Linked DNA regions of Homo sapiens: region 1 is linked to region 2. Evidence: chromatin loops called from intact Hi-C (ENCODE). Cell type or tissue: PC-3. All regions are shown on one strand. Each heading gives the region's core, and the rest is flanking DNA. Links, peaks and the distances in the headings are about the cores only.

What was found. Hi-C counts contacts between places; a loop is a spot of excess contacts. Peaks named below come from ENCODE experiments on the same cell type or tissue, not always from the same donor. Only the 100,000 strongest peaks of a DNase experiment are listed, where the experiment ranks them.
Region 1: it touches region 2 in a loop (6-fold over the local background); 5 of 110 quality-filtered maps call a loop at or near these places.

The regions. Positions count from the first base shown.
Region 1 is chr1:108,028,249-108,037,922 of GRCh38, forward strand. No RefSeq gene overlaps it. Among named protein-coding and RNA genes, the nearest start is that of LINC02785, 31 kb to the right of the region's middle. In PC-3, for the core only: no CTCF peak of the experiment used is centred there; a DNase peak (open chromatin) is centred at 6,313; H3K27ac peaks cover 350 bases.
Region 2 is chr1:108,119,036-108,130,459 of GRCh38, forward strand. No RefSeq gene overlaps it. Among named protein-coding and RNA genes, the nearest start is that of LINC02785, 60 kb to the left of the region's middle. RefSeq lists enhancers at 2,190-2,691, 2,692-3,191 and a silencer at 6,695-6,834. In PC-3, for the core only: CTCF peaks have their summits at 6,691 (motif pointing left) and 6,891; a DNase peak (open chromatin) is centred at 6,676.

The DNA of each region.
Region 1 (9,674 bases), core at 1,567-9,566, 91 kb before region 2:
AGTATTGGATTCCTGAAGAAGGAATCAGAAAAGAACTACATGAGGTTACAGCTTACCTGCTGGTATTAGAAAATGTAGAATGCAATTTTGTGGTTGGTCACTAAAAGATTCACTAAGATCTGAGCTGTGTCTTACTCAGAGTAAGAACTACGATGAAAGCCTTGAGCTGTGAGAGGGTGAAGACAAAGACCCCGCTGGCCACTATGAGGAGAAGAGGAAAATCTGAGACTGTAAAACAAGACAAAGCCATGGGAGACTTGAATTTTAAATCATTCAGATTACATTTGCAAGAACAGATATGATATCTTCTTTGTCTTTGAACCTTCAGTACGTAGGTCAGTGCCTGACCCCCAGTAAGTGCTGAAAAGATGTGCAATTGAATTGAATAGGATATATAGTATATAGTAAATACATACTGAATTGAATTGAACACACAGGATGCAATAAATACAATACATAATAAGAAAGTAAAAGCTCAAGGTGGTATTTCATAAAGTGTTTGTCTGATGAACAGCTATGCTTGCTCATTTTCTGACAGGATTATTGTTTATGTAGTTTCTCCTTTTGCCCTGGCTGCCAGTTAGTTGAGACAACTGCCTCAACTAATTATTTTAGCTCTCAGGCAATTCTGTATATTTGCATGCTTCTCTTTTTGAAGAGTCTCAATATTTCTTTCTATTTTATTAATCTTATAATGTTGCCTAATATAATTTTGGAAATGACACAGAGTACATTTCTGTACTATGCTCCTTGTTCTACAGTGAACATCAAGGGCCTCATCAATCACCAGTTCCTGGCATTGAGGTGGCCATTTCAGGACAAAGGCAAAGCAACAGGAGACAGAGGTTGATTATTTCTGAGAAAACTATCCTGTGCTCTGCTGGAAATTGGTCCCTTGCAACCCCAAGCACGAGGTGTCCTGAGAGGTTAACAAATGGTTCCCCTTTTAGAAAAACCCCAAAGGCAGAAGAACCACAGGGAGACAAATAGAACCTGAGCTAACACAGGGTTATGCTGTCAGCATGAACACTGGCTGCCCCAGGAAAGGAGGGAGGGAGACACAGAACATGTGGAAAAACAATAGCAAGAGTGGCAGCAGAGTGGCACTAGCATGCAAAGGAAAAGGAGGGGAGAAGAAGAGGGAAGGGGAAGGTAGAAAGAATGAACATTGCTTACCTACTATTAATTCATTGCACAAATATTTATTAAATGCCTTATTTGTGCCAGAAACTGAGGCTACGATCATGAACAAGATAGAAGGGTTTTCTGCTCTCATGCAGTGTACATTCTAGCTGGGGGGGGAAAAAAGACATCTAACAAGTTACTGCACATGTGATGACTGCTAAGAGGGAATATATATTGCCATTTTAGTGAATAGTGAGGGATCTACTCTAACTCAGTGAATTGAAGAAGATCTGTAAAAAAGACCAAAGGATGATCAGGAATTCGGTGGAGGAAGAGTAGGAGAACACGCTCTAGGCAGAGAACAGCAGGAAGGCAGCAGAAAGGGAGAGACGATGGGAGGGGTGGTTGGGCAGGAGGCAGGAATGTCCCAGGATGAAGCAGGTCAGGATAGGGATGTACAACTACCCTAAAAGCAACTGGAGGCTATTAAAGGCCTTGAGCAGAGTAATGACATGGTCTATTATCAAAAGATCACTCAGATCCTTTTGTGAAGAATGAACTCAAATGGGTAGATGTGGAAGTAGGGAGACCAGTGAGGTTGCGCACCTTATCAAGCCTGGTGTTCCCCTTATCAAGCCTGCTGGATCAGAAGAGGGTTGTGGCAGTGAGGACAGAGAGAGGTGGTCAGATTCAGGATGTGGGCAGGCAGAATCAGTAAGGATTGGTTATTCATTGCATGAGAGGGTGAGTGCGAGAGATGAATCAAGAATGATTCTCAGGCCTGGCACAGTGGCTCACGCCTGTAATCCCAGCACTTTGGGAGGCCAAAGCGGGAGGATCACTTGTGGTCAGGAGTTCAAGATCAGTCTGGCAAACATGGTGAAACCCCATCTCTACTAAAAATACAATAAGTAGCTGAGTGTGGTGGCGGGCGCCTGTAATCCCAGCTACTCGGGAGACTGAAGCAGGAGAATCGCTTGAACCTGGGAGGTGGAGGTTGCAGTGAACCCAGATTGCACCACTGCACTCCAGTCTGGGTGACAGAGTGAGAGGTTGTCTGTCATCTGAAAATAAAAAAAAAATAAAAATAAAAATTAAAAAAAAGGAAAGAAGAAGAAGCAGAAGAAGAAGGATTCTCAGATTTCTAGTCTAAGGCCCAGAGAGAAGGGTGAGTTCATCTTCTTAGAAAGAGAACCTTGAAGGAGAAGGAGGTTCAGGGCAACAGGAGAGAGGGAGACCACGAGTTCAATTTCATACAAGCTGAGCTTGAGGACTCTGTGACCAGTCAAGTGGACACTAGGTAAAGTTGAATATATGGATTTGTATCTCAAAGGAAATTCTGGGCTTGAGATATAATTTGGGGAATTGTTGGACCATAGGAAATACATTAAAGACTTAAGACTGAATGAGTTCACCAAGGGAGTGTAGCTTGAAAAGGGTCTAAACAAAGCCCTGAGAGTCTCCATCTCCAATTTTTTTTTTTTTTTTTTTGAGACAGAGTGTTGCTCTGTCACCCAGGCTGGCGTGCAGTGGTGCAATCTCAGCTCACTGCAACCTCCGCCTCCCAGGTTCAAGCAATTCTCCTGCCTCAGCCTCCCAAGTAGCTGGGATTACAGGCACCCACCACCACCACGCTGGGCTAATTTTTGTATTTTTAGTAGAGACGGGGTTTCACTGTGCTGGCCAGGCTGGTCTCAAACTCCTGACCTCGTGATCCTCCTGCCTCAGTGCTGGGATTACAGGAGTGAGCCACTGCACCTGGCCAAAAGTCTTCAACTTTTAATGGCTGGGGAAAGGTGGCAAAGGACACTGAAAAGTAGTTGCCAGAAAGATTTCCATTGACGTTTTGGTCAGGAAAAGAGACACCACTTTAGTATTTTTAATGTTTTTAGAGATAGGGTCTCACTCTGTTACCCAGGCTGGAGTGCAATGGTGTGATCATGGCTCACTGCATCCTTGACTTCCTGAGCTCAAATGATGCTCCCACCACAGCCTCCTGAGTAGCTGGGACGACAGGTGCATGACACCATGCCTGGCTATTTTTTTTATTTTTATTTTTCTGTGGAAATGGGATCTTGCTATGTTTCCTAGACTGGTCATGAACTCCTGGGCTCAAGCAATTCAGCCTCCCAGGCCTCCCAAAGTTCTAGGATTACAGGCGTGAGCCACAGCGCCTGGCCTAGGTATTTTTAAATAGAATGGTATTTATACAGGAAGTTTATTCACAAATCCACTGGAAAATACAGAGAGCAGAGAACGCTGCTCTCAGATTTACTGCTAACTTCCAGAAAATTAAAAAATTGCAAGAAATTGCAAAAACTTTCAGTGATCACACCTACCTGCTACTTGGAGATAGTGATTTGCAAGAGAATGCTGGAGGTGGCTATAAACCTCCCATGTGCCTATTGTTGGAGGAGAAGTAATAACATCTGCTTCTCTTCTGCCTCCCAAAGCTCACACAAATGCCTCTCATTAGTGGACCTAAAGCAGGAACCTGCTGGCAAGGGATGCTGGGAAATTAATTACCCAGAAGGGAGAGCATGAAAAGGATGGGGTTGTATGCCGAACAAAAACCGATAACAATAATGATAATAAAAACGCCATCCAGCAAAGGTAGGAAAGGCCGTGTCTCCAGTGCTCAGGAGAGGGTGCTTCGGTGAGTGGACTTTGCTCCTCTGGCCTTCCTAATTTTTCATAAATGTCTCCTTGTTAAGCCCCTTACCACTTGTAATACCAAAAGTGATTCCTATCTTTCTGACAAAACTGCTCCTCTGGCAACTATTTTTCCATTTGACTTGCAGCTTTTTCTTCTTCTACACAACATTGTTTTTCAGAAGAAGCAAGGAAGAATGAGATAAATAACTCACCAAGGGTTAAAAAGCTGGTAGTAGGCTAGGTGTGGGGGCTCATACCTGTAATCCCAGCACTTTGGGAGGCCAAGGCAGGAGGATCGTTTGAGGCCAGGAGTTTAAAACCAGTTAGGGCAATATTGCAAAATCCCATCTCTACAAAAAAAATCTTTAAAAATTAGCTAGTTGTGGTGGTGTGCACCTATAGTCCTAATTACTCAGGAGGCTGAGGTAGGAGGATAGCTTAAGACCAGGAGTTGGAGGCTGCAGTAAAGTATGATCACCACTGCACTCCAGGCTGGGTGACAGAGTGACACCCTGTCTCTAAAGCAAAAACACAAACCAAAAGCTGCTGGTAGCAAAGTTAACATTTTAATCCAGATTTATCTCAATCCAAATCTGATGTTCTTTCCATTATACTAATTTTTGTACACAGAGTACAGAAAAGAAAGTCTATTCAAGGAGAAAAGGTGGAAAAAAAGAGACAACAGCATCCTGAAAACAGAAAGTTGGGAAAGAAGAAAGATGGCAATCCTGTCTTTTCTCTCCGCCCCACCAAACGTGCCTCTTGTTTTCACTCTTGTTTGATGGCACTGTGATCCCCTAGCATTTAATTAGCAACCTCAGTGCATTCTCCCTCTTCTCAAACCTTCCCTGCCTCTCACTCCCTATTGTCCTCAGGGCTTTGTATTTCCTTATCTGAATGATTGCAAATTCTCTCCTTCCTTTCAGTCCTGCTCCCATCTAATTCATTCTTCTCACTGCTGCCAGAGTGATCTTTCCCAAGCAGAAAACGGACTCCTTCTCTCATCCTTCAGAAGGGTCTTATTGCCTTTCGTATAAAGTTAAAACTTAGTGTGTTCGAGTCTCTCCTGGGCCTACCTCTCCATACACAAGTCACACCATTCCTCTGCACATGCCATGGGTCAACGAGGCCAACTTACTTGCTATTCATGTACAGGTCAAAATTTCTTTGACTCCAAACCTCTACTACCCATGTTGTTCCTTCTGCCTGGAATGTCCTTGTTTCTCCCTTGCCAGGTTGGTCCTTATTCCTCCTTTCTTCAGTGCTCTGCCGGGGAAGCTTTCCTGACTTCTCAGGCCATGTAAGGTGTCTCTCTTCTCTCCATTAGCACCTCTTGCTCACCCCTATTAGAGCACTCACCACACTGTGTTACAACTGCTGGGTAGCTTTTATTAAATATGTTTTTCCACCAAACTGAGCCTTTTAAGGGCAAGGAACTATTTGCTTCCCCTGCAATAGGTATTTTTTATATATTCAATATTTAAATAGTGGTTGAATGAGGGTATGAATGAATGAAGCTGTTTATGAGGTTTGTGCAATATGCAGAGGATATCTGTTGCTGCTACTGTAAGAGGTGATTGTCTATTCAGTGAGTGAAATCAATAAGGATAACATGGCAAATACAAAAAGAAGTTGACCGAAGGCCAAGAGGCTAAATAATTGGACTGAAACACAGACTTGTTAGCCTTGGCCATCAATCAGTTACTAACTCCCCAAGTGATGAGAATTGCCAACAGCTCAGTTTACATTCATGTAGCCTATTTGTGGTGATATGATGAGCTACATATGTTTGCTTTGAGTACTTAGCAAATCTGTTCTGATTTTGTCCATGTGGTATAAATTGAATTATTGCGAAATGATCCAATTTGTTAAAATTCCAAAGTTTAAATCTCCTACTACATATTAAAATTAGAAATCATTAAATTCAGGTACATCCTATCAACCAACTGGTGGCTACAAGCTAGTCAAGAATGGGCTGTTCTTGAAGGTGGTTCCTTGCTTCACTACTGAGTGCTTAGAGAAGTAGGTAGGGAGGAGGTTTTGTATCTGAATTCATATCTGAATAATAATAGCTGCATTTATTGAGGCTTTCTAGTTACCAGTAAGCTAAATCCTTTCCATTAATTATCTCACGAACCGTTTACACTAATCCCATGGGATATGTGTTATTATCCTATAGGAGGAAAATGAGGCTTTGAGGGGTTAAACCAATTTCCTAAAGTCATGGAGACATAAGGGGTAAAGCTATGTATGATTCCCAGTCTCTCTGACTTTCAAGCCTATCCTTTTGACCACTAATTTGCTATACTCTCCTGACTCTCTAAAGAGAGAAATTACTCATCAAGGGTCTCTATAGTGGGCAGCAGAGATGTTTTGCTAAGAGTAAAAGAAAGCCTGATACAAGGATATACTGATGTGGCATGATTTCCACCATAGTGAAGTCATCTAATGAGAAAAGGATTTTGTTTGGACTAGCAAAGTCAGACTCATCCTGTAACTTTCAGCTCAAAGGGCCCCTCCACCATGGGTGGAGTTGTCCTCAACAAACAAAACAAACTTAGCACAGCTCAAATTGCAAACCAACTTATTATTTCCATGTTTGCTTGCTTTCTGTGTAAACAACTCATAGACAGACTGCATAGACAGTCCCTGAGCTGTCTTTTCAGAGCCATAGATCATGCCAATTTAGAAAACTCGAAGTCACCCAAACTCTTAAATTAGTTATAACCTAATTTTAACAAGGAAGAAAAGTTCTGCTGGATCCCATGCCTCCCTGATGTATACTAGAAAAGTCCTTCTGTCATATTAGTTGGCACAGGGATAGTGCACTTAAACTGTTTAATGTTACAACCACAGTTTTCATCCCTATAGACTAAATTCTGGAGAGAAATAAATGAATGCTAAATACCTGCTGTCAGTTCTGGCACTCGAGGCTGGAAGTTAGTCTGTTTCCCATAAGGAATAGAAATAAAAACAAGCCACTTAGACAGTTTTGGCTTTCATACAGACTTATGAGCACATGCACACACACACACACACACACACACACACACACACACATACACTCTCTGTCTCTGTCTCTCTCTCTCTCACACACACACACACACACACACACACTCAACACCATGATTCCTAAATGGAACAGGTTCACATTTAGACTGAAAATCTGATCAAAGCAGAAAAAAGGCAATCTGAGTCTCTAGGACTTTGCTTTATTTAATGTAATTTTTATCTCTTTTGCTTGTACTACATCCAGCAGGAAATACTAATATACACAGTGCCATAAGCATCACTATTTGTGAGGTCCTTTCCCTCCAGTTGAAAAAAAATGAACCTTCTCTCATATATATATACTTAGAGACAGGGTCTCACTCCTCTCCCTGTCACCCAGGCTGGGGTGCATCATAATTCACTGCAGCCTTGAATTCCTGGGCTCAAGTGATCCTCCCACTTCAGCCTTCCACGTAGCTGGAACTATACGCATGCACCACCACACCCGGCTATTTTTTTTTTTTCTTTTGTAGAGATGTGGTCTTGCTCTGTTGCCCAGGCTGGTCTTAAACTTGAAATAAGTGTTGGCCCAGGATCAATATCTTTTTTTTTTTAAGTAAGTTAAATCATCCAGTTACCACATCATGTAGCAATTGTTCAGTCTTTGGAGTCTTTGCTATAGTGACCACTTAAAAAATATAATTTTCTTAGTACAAGAAAGTTTTACTAAAACTTTAGTAAAGTTTTAGTACCTGGCCACAGAGTAAGAAAGTACCTGGCACAAAGTACCAGCACAAAGTACCAGCACAAAGTAGGCATTCAATAAATGTTCATGAATGAATGAATGAATATACGAACAAAAGAGAAAGAATGGTCAACTATAAAGAGAAAGATGACAGATTTAAGAAAAATACAATAATGTTACTACAGACTTCTATTGGCTGGAAGGCAAACAAGGGAGTCACATGAACAGGATCATTACAGATTTGCCACAAATTTGCAAAGATTTATGGGAAATGTCATTTGGCTTTTCTAGGTCTTTCTATAATTTGGGAAGGGTATTTATCACCTTATTCCTCACAAGAATGCTATAAATCATCGTGTAATTTTGTATGTTTTTCATTGCAATCTATAACTTAAAGCTCACAGCAAAAAAAATTCAGCTCCTGGGGAATAGCAACCCTAGAGGGGCCTTTTGTATCTTGGACACCAGACCAAAGATCCCAACTACAAACTCAGTCTCCACAGGTACCCAGGACCTTCTGGATGTCAGTAAGGAAGACCAGCCCAATACAGAGCCCTAGGTATCTCCCTGAAAGATGAGAGTCTCAAAACTGGACTGGCCTTGGGCTCTAAGCCTAGAAGGTCAATATTTCATGGTTTCTAATTGCAAGAATGATTCTAGGGCACAATCTCATCTCTGGATGAGATTCTCCAACTGTAATGTGAATTGTCTAGGATAATCTGGCAATCTTGTTACAATGCACATTTAGAACCAGTAGGTCTAGGGTAAGGCCTGACACTCTGCTTTGCTAATAAGCACCCAGATGATGAGAATGCTGCTGGTCTGTGGAGGCGCCAACTTGGAGTAGCGAGTCTGGAGTCTCTGGAGCCCAACAGTGCCTCAGAATAGCAATCACAGAGCACCGCATGGGCTCAGATGAGAGGGAGTCTTTGGAAATACTTCCTGTCTTAGTATTAGCCTCTCAAAGCACAGTCTCTGGACCCCAACAGACAAGAATTGGAATCTAGATACTGCCACACCAGGAGCTTTGTGATCTTGAGTCAATTGTCCTTTGGCTCTCAGTTTCTCCATCTGTAAAATGGGGCTGATCATACCTATTAGAACTGTTGTGAAGATTAAATCCAGGCAAACAGACCTACATTTGAAATCCAACTCTTCCTTTAGCTCTCACTAGCTATGAGGTATTAGGAAAAGCATTCAAGCTCACCAAGCCTCAGTTTTCTCATCTGGAAAGGCAAGATACTAATAATTAACTCACAAGGTTGTTTTCAAGATTCAATGAAATAACTCAGTGTTCTCAATGTGGGACACATTCCTGAGGTTCACACTTCTTTTAAAACATTATCGAAGGCAGTTGTTAAGAGAAAAGATGTTATAAAGCTAAAATATTCAGATAAAGTATTTGGAGAAAGCAGAATTTTATCTGAAGCTTGAAAAACTATTAGGATCTGCAGAATGGGTGAGAATGTTGCCTTTTTATAAGCAAGTCAGAGCTCAGAATATAATTCTCTCCATTCTTTACTTGACTAATTGTTAGTCACTCCTTGTTCTCTGTTTAGATGTCATTAACTCAGGGAAATCTTTTCAGCCCTTCAGGCCAGGCTATTTCCTAAACTACGTGTTATTACCATATTCAGTACTTGGCACCATATTCCTCCCTCACCAATCTCTGAGGCCTATAAGGCAGGGACTCTGTCTGCCTTGTTCCCTGTTGTATCCCTAGACCTAGCACAGCATCCAACAATATCTTAGGCATTCTGTTAATATTTTTTGCATAACCGCATGAAATAGAATTCAGAATTCAAGTGGTCAGATTTCAAATATGTTTGAAATGAGATATAATTTTCTTCTACAAAGTATACATAAAAGATCATAATTTCTACTTTCAATTCAACAACAGAAATTACATAACACCGGTCCTTTAGACCTTATAGGAGATGGAAGGACATAGGCATGAATAAATCACAGGCTTGTGGAGCTCCCAAAATAGCAGAAAGATTAATACATCAACAACATCGGTGGTGGGATAAGCATATGATTAGGGTGTATATGAAGTGCTTTGAGAGCACAGATACAGGAGCAATTCCTTCTTCTGGAGAGAAGTTGAAGGAAGCAGGGAAAGTTGCAAAGAAGACAGTTGAGCTGGACTTTGAAGGAT
Region 2 (11,424 bases), core at 2,054-10,053:
TACTTCTTCAGTCTCCAAAGTTCTTTCTCACCTACTATGTCAATTCTTCTTAAAGGTAACATAAATAAAGCAAAAATTCCAAAAATGAAGTAGCTAATTTATGAGGGAAGCAAACTGTACTTTGGGAAGAGTCTTACCTTCAAATGTAGATATTGCCAAGCTTACAATACTTTGAATCATAGAATTCTTTTGCTGAAGGAAATCATTCCAGAGAACTTGGCTTGTTTGGGAGGTGAAACAGCGAACGCGCAGAGCAGATTGATAGCTTGAGGACACTCCCAGTTGGTCAGGAAAGGTGCAGGGACCAGAACCCGGGTTTCCTACCCTCAATCCAGCATTCTCCCCTCCACCCCTTACTGCTTCCCTAGCTGTCACTTACTCATTCTTTCAAAAATCAGATTTCAAACTTCAAACTAAAAATGGTATCTGAATTGTAATTATCTATATTTGAGTCCATCTCTCTTATTCCATCTCTCCCTAGTGACTTTAACCTCTTCCCTCGCTGTTTTTTTCTCAAATTCATAAGCCTACCACCCTTGAAAAAAAGCATCCCTTTGATCACGCGTCCCTCTCAGGTTGCCTCCTCCCCTTCTTCCCTTCAAGCCCAGCTTTTAGAAAGAATGTCTACCCTCCTGAACGCCTCTTCCTTCCCTCCCCTTCACTCCTCAGCTCACTGCCATCTGGAGTCTGTAGCTGCCACTCCACCAAACTGTTCTCACTGAAGCCTCAGACCTGGCACAACTCAAGGACCTTGCTCTTTTTGGACATCTGTACTACATGGAACGGTGTTGATCACTCCTTTCTTTTGGAAACACTCATTCCCTAACTACTGTGATATCAGCTCTTTGGTGTTTCTTTCCTTCTCAGTCTCCCTAATTGACACTTCACTTTTATGAGCCAGTGAAGCCATGAGGGTCATGGGTTGACAAATCTGGCAGGGGCAGAAGAGAGGCACAACTCTCCCAGATACGGCTCCCCCCAAAACCTTGCATCCACCACCCCAAATCAGAAATTTCATTTTCCTTCTTTCAGTTATTCATCCAACAAATATTTATCAAGTACCAACCGTGTGCCAAATAATGTACACAACGCATGGGGATACAGACATGAGAGAGGTAAGGGCTTACTTAGCCTCTGCCTTCAGTCCGCACCTGCCTCCCATCCACTCCTCTCCAACCCATCCACCTTTCGGAAAGATGCAGCTAAGCATGCATTCCCCTTTGATTAAATCCTCCAGTGGTTCTCTTATCAAACCCAGTGCCTCAGCGTGCCATATAACTGGTACTAACCTATCTTTCTAACCAAAGCTCTCACCACTCTCCCCAGGGAGCACTCCAGCCTCACAGAACATCTTTGCAATTTCCCCAGATGTACCTATCCTGCCTGTCTGTATGCCTTTACATACGCCGTCTCCTTTCTCCAGAACATGTCTCACTTACCTTCTTTGTGTGGAAATATTCTCCATGTCCCCCAAAGACAGCAAAAATTTCATCTCACCTCTCACACCTTGTCGACTGCCCTGCCCATTGTTCTCATAAATCATTGAACACGCTTTTGCTACAGCACTTAGCGCTCTGTACTATTTTCTCACGTCAGCCTTTCCAGCAGACTGTGAGCTCTAAGGAAAAACAGCATATTGTTTACCTTTGTACAAGCCTCCCGCCTAGCAAAGGCTCTGCTAGATGGTTAGCAGGCATCCGCAAAAACTTTCTGAATTAATTATTCTCAGTGGTACCACGAACACTTGGTGCTTGTGCATCCCCATCAGCATTTCATATTTTCTGGGTTGATTTCATGTTCTTTACAATTGACTACATGTCATTACTTCTTTCTATTCTGTTTATGCACTTCAAGTGGAAAAGACAAAACCCGACCTCTTTTCTTATCCCTCAGGCTCCTCTTTATTAAGTTGAAACCGAAAATATTAAACCACAAAAAAGACTTGGTTCAAGGCCTTCCTCCTGTAGACAGCAAAGAGGTCAGATTTCCTTTCAATGGATTTGATTTATTCCTTCATAATGGAATAAAAATTAACTTCAGGGAAACAGTACATGCAGCCAGAGGTAATTCAATCACTAATGAATGAGATATTACATAACACAATAGGCTAATTGGCTATTCTTGATTTAAAAGGCACAGCCTCTATATTTTATAATGTTTGGTTTCCTTCTTTTCTTTCCAACCTTGTCACTGTTGTAGTAATTACTGCATAGCCCTCTTAGGAAACCGTGCCTTCCGCTCATCCCATTCCTGCCCTTTTAGATGCGCCTCGCCCACCCACCCCGGACTTCTTTGGGACTGAATTGAAAAAATCACCGCACAAAAATGCCGGTACATGCCCGACCTCCAGGATACTCCCAGGCCCGCGCAGCCGGCCCTTCCAGCTACCTCTCCCACTCGGCTTTCCAGATTCTCCTCGCTCCCGCTTGTGGTTTGTGCCGCGGGCCCCTCACTTTCTTAGTAACACGGATGATGACTCCATTGGGACTTAGTGACCAGCTGATCTTGGCATCCCGCCGGCAGGGGGCCTCCAGATCTGCCTTGCGCTCGTCCAGTGCAGCCAGAGGCCGGGCCTGCTCCTAGGAGAACTGCCTGGAGCAGGAGCCTCAGGAAGGGGAGGGGACTGGTGGGGCACCGGCACGGTCTCGTACCTGGCCTTTTTCTGGGTTTTAGAGACGGGGTCTCATTGTGTTACTCAGAGTGGATTCTAACTCCTGGGCTCAAGCGGCCCTCCTGCCTCAGCCTTCCGAGAGCAGCTGGGACTACAGGCGTGGCACCAGTCTTCACTGGACCCTCCTTCCTCAGCCCTCAAATCTCTGCATCATAAAGGTCCGCCCAGCCCTCGCCCAGGTGCCTCCTCCCAGCCTCCCTTCTCACTGAACCAAGGCCTCCGAGGAGGACGCCCCTCGCCCTCCTCAGAGTGGCAGGCAGCCTGTGTGTGCCCCTCACTGTCCCCCTCCTCTCCCTCACAGTTCTTCCACCCACCACCACAGACCGTCGTGTGAAACCCCTGCACCGTCGACGGTCCCGTGTCTGACCGCTTACCCACCCCTTGTTGTTACATTCCCCCGTGCTGCTCACCCCTCACCCCTTAAAGACTTTAAGGTATCTGGGTCACTAGAAATTGTCATCACCCCAAACTGTTTCCTGTCAGCTTTATGATTCAAAATCTGTCTGGCCCAAGGCTTCCCTTCCAATTTATTTGCCAATCATTCCCAGCCCTTTGTTCGAATTCCTTGGGACCGCCCTGTCCATCGACCACTAACTACACTTCTCTATGCCTCCACCTCCTCCTTTCCCCTAACTCGGAGTCAATGGCTCTAACCAGAGTCCCTCCAAAGCACTCTCAGTCTCCCTCCCCTCTGCTCTCAGCACTTACCCGGTTCCACTCTGGGCCAATCAGGCACCCGGCTTTGTGCTCACACGTTGGATAATATCAGTGCTGCTGGAGAAAATCCAGTGTGGTGGAGCAGGACTCTCCTTCCTGCCACCGGCTTCTTTTCCTCCTCTCCTTCCCCTGGTGACCTCCGAGGAGGAGTGTGAGGCAGGTTCGGTTCTGGGTCCTCGTCTTACCTGATGTGGCCCCGGCCCATCCCATTCCCCATGTTTTCCTCCCACTTTGCTGGCTTCTGCTTCTCAGCACCTCCACGGCTCCCTCCTCATCTCTGGCCGTTTCCTAGAGGGGCCAGCCTTCATCCCCTCCTTATCTATCCTCACTCCTTAGAGAATCATCTGACCGCATGGTTTTCAACACCATCTAAATGCCGATAACTGTCAAATGTGTGTGTCTACTAGCCTGGACCCCTCCCTGGATTCCAGAACTTCCTACTTGAACTTTCAACCTGGATATTTCATGAGCATCTTAACGTTCATGTGTCCAAACCCAATTATCCATTTCCCACTCTGCCCACCTTGTTATTCATGCTACCTTCCCATCTCAAAAGCAACTTCGTCATTCTGTCTTTCTTGGGTCAAACAATTACAGTCATCCTTGACTCAACAGCTTTTTTTTTCTTCTTCTTTTTTTTTTTTTTTTTTAAGACATCGTCTTGCTCTGTTGCCCAGGCTGGAGTGCAGCGGCACTATCTCGGCTCACTGCAACACCTGCCTCCCAGGTTCAAGTGATTCTCCTGCCTCAGCCTCCAGAGTAGCTGGGATTACAGACACCCACCACCACACCTGGCTGATTTTTGTATTTTTAGTAGAGATGGGGGTGTCACCATATTGGCCAGGCTGGCCTTGGACTCCTGACCTCAAGTGATCTGTCCGCCTCGGCCTAACAGCTTCTCTTAAACCTCTACCTAATTGGTCAGCAAATCCCGTCATCTCTCCCTCCTGGCCTCCTCCACTTGGGAGGGCACTGGGAAACACTGTCCTTGTATTTATAGTCCTTCAATCCCAACCATTACTAACATCATGTGTAGACAGTGGTCAGAATGAAGCCAGACTGCAGTGGTTCTCAACCTTGGCAGCAGTTGGAATCACCTGGGGGAATTTTAAAAATACTGGTGCCTGTGTCCCACCCCAGAGATTCTGCTTTAATTGGTCTGGGATATGACCTGAGAGTTTTAAAAGCTAACCCCAGCTCCCGCCCAGGTGGTTCTAATGTTCAGCCAAGTTTTCAAACAGCTGTGCTAGGGCTTAAAAAAGACCCAGTGAAAATCATTAGCGTTAATCAGTGCTTAAATGTCAAGTAGATTTTGGTATCACACACTAAAAAACTTTCCAAAATATTAAAGTAAACAATACAGACAGTCCCCAACTTAGTGACGGTTTGATTTACGATTTTCAGCTTCATGATTGGTTTATTGGGGTATTAAATGCGTTTTTGGCTTATGCTATTTTCGACTTACTATGGGTTTATCAGGATGTGACATGACCCCATCATAAGTCATGAAACATCTTGCAGTTAAAACTGGGAGATTATATAAGTACACCCTCGTCTCTTTGAATGAGCCTTATAATTTTAATCTTCACTTTGATAATTTTTTCTCATTTTAATAAAATATTTTAGTTTTCAATATTGATCATTTAGTGAGAAAATCCCAGCACTGCCTAAAATATTGGGCAGAATATCACTATCTCAGCTCCATTTTACATCCTCTGTGTTTTTCTTTTCTTTTTGTGGGGAGGGGATGGGGTCTCACTCTGTTGCCCAGGCTGCAGTGCAGTGATGCCCTCTCAGCTCACTGTAACCTCTACCTCCTGGGCTCAAGTGATCCTCCTGCCTCTGCCTCCCAGCCTGTAGCTTGGGACTACAGGCATGCACCACCACACCTGGTTAATTTTTGCTCCTTTTTTTGTAGAGATGAGGTCTTACTATGTTCCCAGGCTGGTCTCAAACTCCTAGGTTCAAGCAGTTCTCTGACCGTGGCCTTCTAAAGTGCTAGAGTCATAGGCATGAGCCACTGCGCCTGGCCCGCTGTGTTTTCTTTTCAAGCACAGTAATTTTTTCTGTGAATTTTGGGGAAACTGAGCTGAGAAGCTCACCTCTGTTTTTGGCAATGTTGAAGGAGTTTAACAGATTAATGAGGCCAGTTTTATCACCTTAATTTTCTTTTTAAATTTTCTAGCACTTTTCCTCCAGAGGCATTCATGGGGGGTCATCACGTCACAGTTTTTTCATGATACGTTAACAAGCAGGGGAGAAAGAGACAATTGGTAAGTAAAGAACGATATCTAAAAGCAACTCACAGAGTCGGGGGTGAAAGGACAGGGGAGAGGAGAGGCATCAAAGGGCCTGCAGCGAGGGGCGCCTCTTCTCAGTTCCTACCGCCGGGAGAGAGCTGGGAGAATAGACAGCTGGCTCATCATGAAGGGTCACCCACATCACCGCAGCAGAACCCAGCTTTTCCCTTCCACGTCCTGATTCCTACTTTTCTCAGCTCAAAATTTCTATTTCCACCTGTTTACTAGAATTGAAGGAAATTCCTGATTAACCTAAAAAACACAGTTTGGGTTGCCTGATTTTCCTATTAACTTCTTCCTCTGATGTGTATTGTTCCAGAGAGACAGCATGCAAACTGTGTTCATCTGAAACCCAAAGTTTATTTATTTTAAAACGTGTCAGCCAGTGTGTCACACAAATCAATAAAAATAACTCTTGTAAAAAAAGAAATCCCTAAAAGGGAATGGAGTCAGAAATTTTGTGGTGCGTTTTATTACTTGTTTATTTTTGCTCTCATTTTACCACTCTTGTATTTCAAGCTTGAATTATGATTATACTTCTGAAATAATTTTAAGCAAACAAAAATATTCATCACACTATGAAAACAAATATCCAAAAATATGCTCTATGGTCACAATTTTTGTATCTGAACATTTACCTACGACTCTGTATATGAACAGTGATACTTGTTTTTCAATCATTTCTTATTTGACTTGTAAAACAGAATTTTTCTATTTTTGGAAAATATCTTAAAAATTAAGAACAAGCCCTTCTCCTCAGTGCTACACATAAAGGACCTTATTTGTCACCTTCTGTCCTGGAATGACAGGACAGGTCGACCCTAATTTCACTCCTCTAAACAAGGTAATGATGGCTTGTGCAGGAAATCTAAATCTGGCCTCAGAGGCAGCCCAGTGATTTTCCAGGTCAAGGGAAAGGGAGAAAGCAAAGATCTGAAGCTCTGTCCTCCTCTCCTGGGTATCTGCCGTCCACAGAGCTGGGGGAAGTCTGCCATCTAGTGGAAAGTAGAGGGCACTGACAGTTACTTGCAATAGTGGTTTCCCAGGACCGCTTGAGCATCAAGCGTTTCTGATCCGGGGGCATAGCTTCCATCAGGGACAGGGTGGACTAGCAGAAGAATATTCAACAACAACAAGTAACATTCAAACCCAATACACAAATGTTTCTTTATATATATAAACTACACATAGTGCCCTATACAAAGTGCTTCTTCATAAAGTAGTGCCAGGTGAAGTGCTAAGTGTTTTAGTTAATAAATCTCATCTCATTTCTACAGTGATTATCAATGTATTCTGCATGATTTTTCCTATACAATGGCAAAAACACAGGGTGGGAAGTATACTTAATCCCTAACACAGTGATTACCATTATACTTTTAAAATTGCTGTACAGAGAATATTTTCCATCGGTTCAGATCCATACAATAATCGATTTCAGTTTATGCTTGTCTTTTGACAACAATTGACATATTCAGGTAACAACATTAAGGGGGCTGGGGGACAGACCAAGTTACTCAGATATATTTGTGCTCTCTCCTTTTGATTTCATTTGATTTCATTTGTTACACTGTTCCAATTTGCTTTAAGTGATTGTTTTTAATTATATTAAAGTAGCACATGCCATGCATATATTTAAAAGCATGGTCTCCTCTTCCGCCCCTTCCCACCTCTAGTCTTGGTCCCTAGAGGTAATGACCTGCAGTTCTGTTAGTTGCTTCTTTTCGTATTTTCCTCCATAATCTCTAAATAAAACGCTCTGCTTCTATTTCCTTGTCTGTCTGTGGTGGATTGACTGCCTTAGTTTGGGTTCTTTCAGAGGCAGATCCTGAAATGGATGATTCAAGGACAGGATGGGAAAGTAAGATGAGGAGAAGGCCATCAGTAAAGGGCAAATCATCACACCAGCTGCCACCATAGGCACCTGCACCAGACCCAGTGTAGAAATGGGAGCCAGTGCGAAACAGAGCTCACGACCACTGGTTTAGAGCTGCTCCTGTCACATGGGCAGCAAGTAAGCTCCAGCACCAAGAGCAACACCAAAGCAGATGCTGGCAATTGCACACAGAGCTGCCTTGTGCAGCCGTGGTCAGGGCCAGGTGTGTGGGCAGGGAACTGCCAGTGTCTGCTACAGCCATCTCACCTGTCGGGTACCCAGGTAAGCAAGAGCCTTGCACACCCCCACCTTCCTCATCCTTCCCTTTTCACCCCACCTCCTCTCTCCTACTGCTCAGCTTCTGATTACATTTGCTTCCTTGTTTACATTCTTCTATAGCTATATTTAGGCCTACAGTTTGATTTTGAAAGCACATTGATGATGTGACTTTGCAGTATTTTTCACTGCCGAGCTAGTGTTCACTATAATTACATTTCTTTTTTTTTTTTTTTGAGACAGGGTCTCGCTCTGTTGCCCAGGCTGGAGTGCAGTGGCACAATCACAGCTCACTGCAGCCTGACCTCCCAGGCTCAAGCAATCCTCCCACCTTAGCTGCTCTCCCCTCAATAGCTGGGACTACAAGCACAGGCCACCATGCCCAGCTAATTTTTATATTTTTCGTACAGATGGGGTTTTGCTACGTTACCAAGGCTGGTCTCAAACTCCTAGCCTCAAGCGATCTGCCCACTTCAGCTTCTCAAAGTGCTGGGATTATATAGGCATGAGCCGCCACACCCAGCCACATTTCGTTTATATTAGAGCTTTTTAATTTTTCCTGAAGTTATTAACTGCCTTTTAATTTTCTTGCACCTTTTGCCCTTGTTTCACATTAGTGTTTTTCCTTGACCTCTTCTGCCAATTAGGGATCAAGTGTTCCATGGAGACTCTTTCTTTTTTTATTATTATTATTTTTTTTTTTTTAATTTTTTTTAAGTGGAGTCTCACTCTGTCACCCAGGCTGGCATGCAGTGGCGCAATCTCAGCTCACTGCAACCTCCACCTCCTGGGTTCAAGCGACTCTCGTGCCTCAGCCTCCCAAGTAGCTGGGATTCCAGGCATGTGCCACCACACCCAGCTAATTTTTGTGTTTTTATTAGAGATGGGGTTTCACCATGTTGGCCAGGATGGTCTCCATCTCCTGACCTTGTGATCCGCCCACCTCAGCCTCCCAAAGTGCTGGGATTACAGGTGTGAGCCACAGTGCCCAGCCCCATGGAGACCCTTTCTATGTAGAGTTTCTCTGCAGGGCCTTGTCTCATACTGTGGAATGTTCCTACAAGGGAATACTACTCTGCAAAACAAAGAATAAATTATTGAGACATGCAACAACACAGATAACTCTGATTGACTTTGCAGAGTGAAAAGCTAGACATTTACATAAAATTCTATGAAATACAAATGAATCTACAGTGATAGAAAGAAAGAAATCAGGCTGGGTGCGGTGGCTCACGCCTGTAATCCCAGCACTTTGGGAGGCCGAGGTGGACAGATCACGAGGTCAGGAGTTCGAGAGCAGCCTGGCCAATATGGTGAAACCCTGTCTCTACCAAAAATACAAAAATTAGCCAGGCATGGTGGCACGCTCCTGTAGTCCCAGCTACTCAGGAGGCTGAGACAGAAGAATCACTTGAACCCAGGAGGCTGAGGTTGCAGTGAGCCGAGATCACACCACTGCACTCCAGCCTGGGCAACAGGGCGAGATTCCGTCTCAAAAAAAAAAAAGAAAGAAAGCAATCAGTGGTTTCTTGATGTACTCAGAAACTGGTATGTTCACCATCTTTTGTTCATGGGTATGTACATATGTCAAAGCTTATGAAATTATATAATTTAAACATGTGCAGTTTATTGTGATTAATTATAATAAATCCAGTTACACTCAATAAAGTGTTGATGATGTCAATGGTACCATGAATAAAATAGAAAGATTATTAGTTAATGCTATGTGAATAAAATAGAAAGAACATTGTTGAACAAACCATTTGACCAATGAATGTTTCTCACTGCCTTATAAAAAGAGTAAGTGAATTATTAAGGCTTAGCAAAGTAAAGAAAGTCTCCCACAGTCTCTGATTGGAATTCCATAAAACAATAGTCGTACATTTTTACTAGACAAAGAAAACATACATATAAAATAGCTAACTTTTCAAACTCCAGCAAAAGTCTCCATTCATTTACTTTTTGTTCGCCTTAATATAGCTTTATTACCTTATAGAACATTTCCCTATATCTTAAGGGGGAACATCTTTACAAAGAGTAAAGCAGGAAGGGAATAAAATCAGGACAAAAACAAAGATCACTAAAGGATGAGCTTTAAACCATGTTCCTCATCTTCTGGTAGAATTCCACCAGATTCTTCTACTTAGAAACTCAAGCACCCAACTCATCAATTTCACCTCTAATTCTACACTTGCAACTTTATCAGCCATGTCTTCTGAGAGCTTGCACTCATATTCACCAACACATCCAAAACCAAAACAGATTTAGAAACAGCTCTAGACTCCTTGCAGAGAGGGAGTCTCACCTTATCATTCTTTTCAGCATTCCAAGTAATTGTACCCTCTCCCATCCTTCCCATCTCCTCCCCAGGCCATTGAAAAGGGTTGAATTTTAAGTACATAGTTGACCCTTCAACCTGGACACCGTTTATTGAACTGTCTGGTTGTGAAACTGCATTGCCACATATCAATATAGTTGTGGGAACTTGGAGATTCAATAGGTATAACAATCTGTTTATGTTAAAACAAACAAAACAGCCATCTCCTTTTATGTGCAGAGCCTACTGCTGTAAGGCACAAGGCTTACTCCTGAGACAGAGTACCAGGAGACAGGAGGCAATTTGAGAGGCTATAGCAAGATAACTGAGTAAAATACTAACTTGTATTTATGTCCCTATATTTTCCCTTTTTTCTCATTTCAGAGCAGGAGTCAGGCCTTTAGCATTTCCTTCCCTTGGTGATTTTTTAAAGTAGAAATCAGAAGTCACTTTCAATCAAAGTCTTTTCTGTCTTTTGCAAACACTGAAGCTACCTGCAGAGAGGATGACAGGGGCCTCAGAGGGAAGAGGAGAGGGATAATTTTAAGAGCAAAGAGAAAAAGAGGTGGGTCGGAGGTTTGGAAGAAGACAAAGGTTAGTGGGTCCCAAGGCTAAGGGAGATCCACATTCTACTCATCACCATTTCAGAATGGAAAGGCCGGACCCCAGACACAGACACTCCATGTCTTCCCAACTCCTCCCATCCCAAGCATGGCACAACTGCTGGAACCAAGGGACCATGCAGGCTAGAACAAAGGGCGCCTCAGCTGTGAGTGGTGTAGACCATGGCCAGTGTCCAAAGGGGCCAACATCCTAGATCATTGGCACAACACTGAGTGGTTAAGGAGCTGGACTTAAGTTGATTTAAATTAAAAAAGAAAAAACCACATTTTTACCATCCCATTTGCTGCAGTAAGATTGATGTGGGGACCCCCTGCAGTACAGCAAAGACTGGCTGGGTGACACATAGCTACAGAAGGCACTGATTACAGGTGCTGGGATTCAGGCCACTTCATCCTGAGCCCGTGGCTGAGATTGTGTGGTAGAATCGGTGTAATCAGATGAGTGTAAACTCATGCTGACTAGGGAAAACTGGGAGTCTATAATAAGCTTAGGTTCGAAGCGTACTTTAGAAAGCTTTAAAATCCCTGGACAAACCAGCCTCTCTTTCTGGAGTAACAAAATACAAATCACTTGTTTGTTATGGTTATCTTGACTTTGTGGAAGTGAATTTAAAACAGGACATTATCAATGAACACAAAACAAAAAA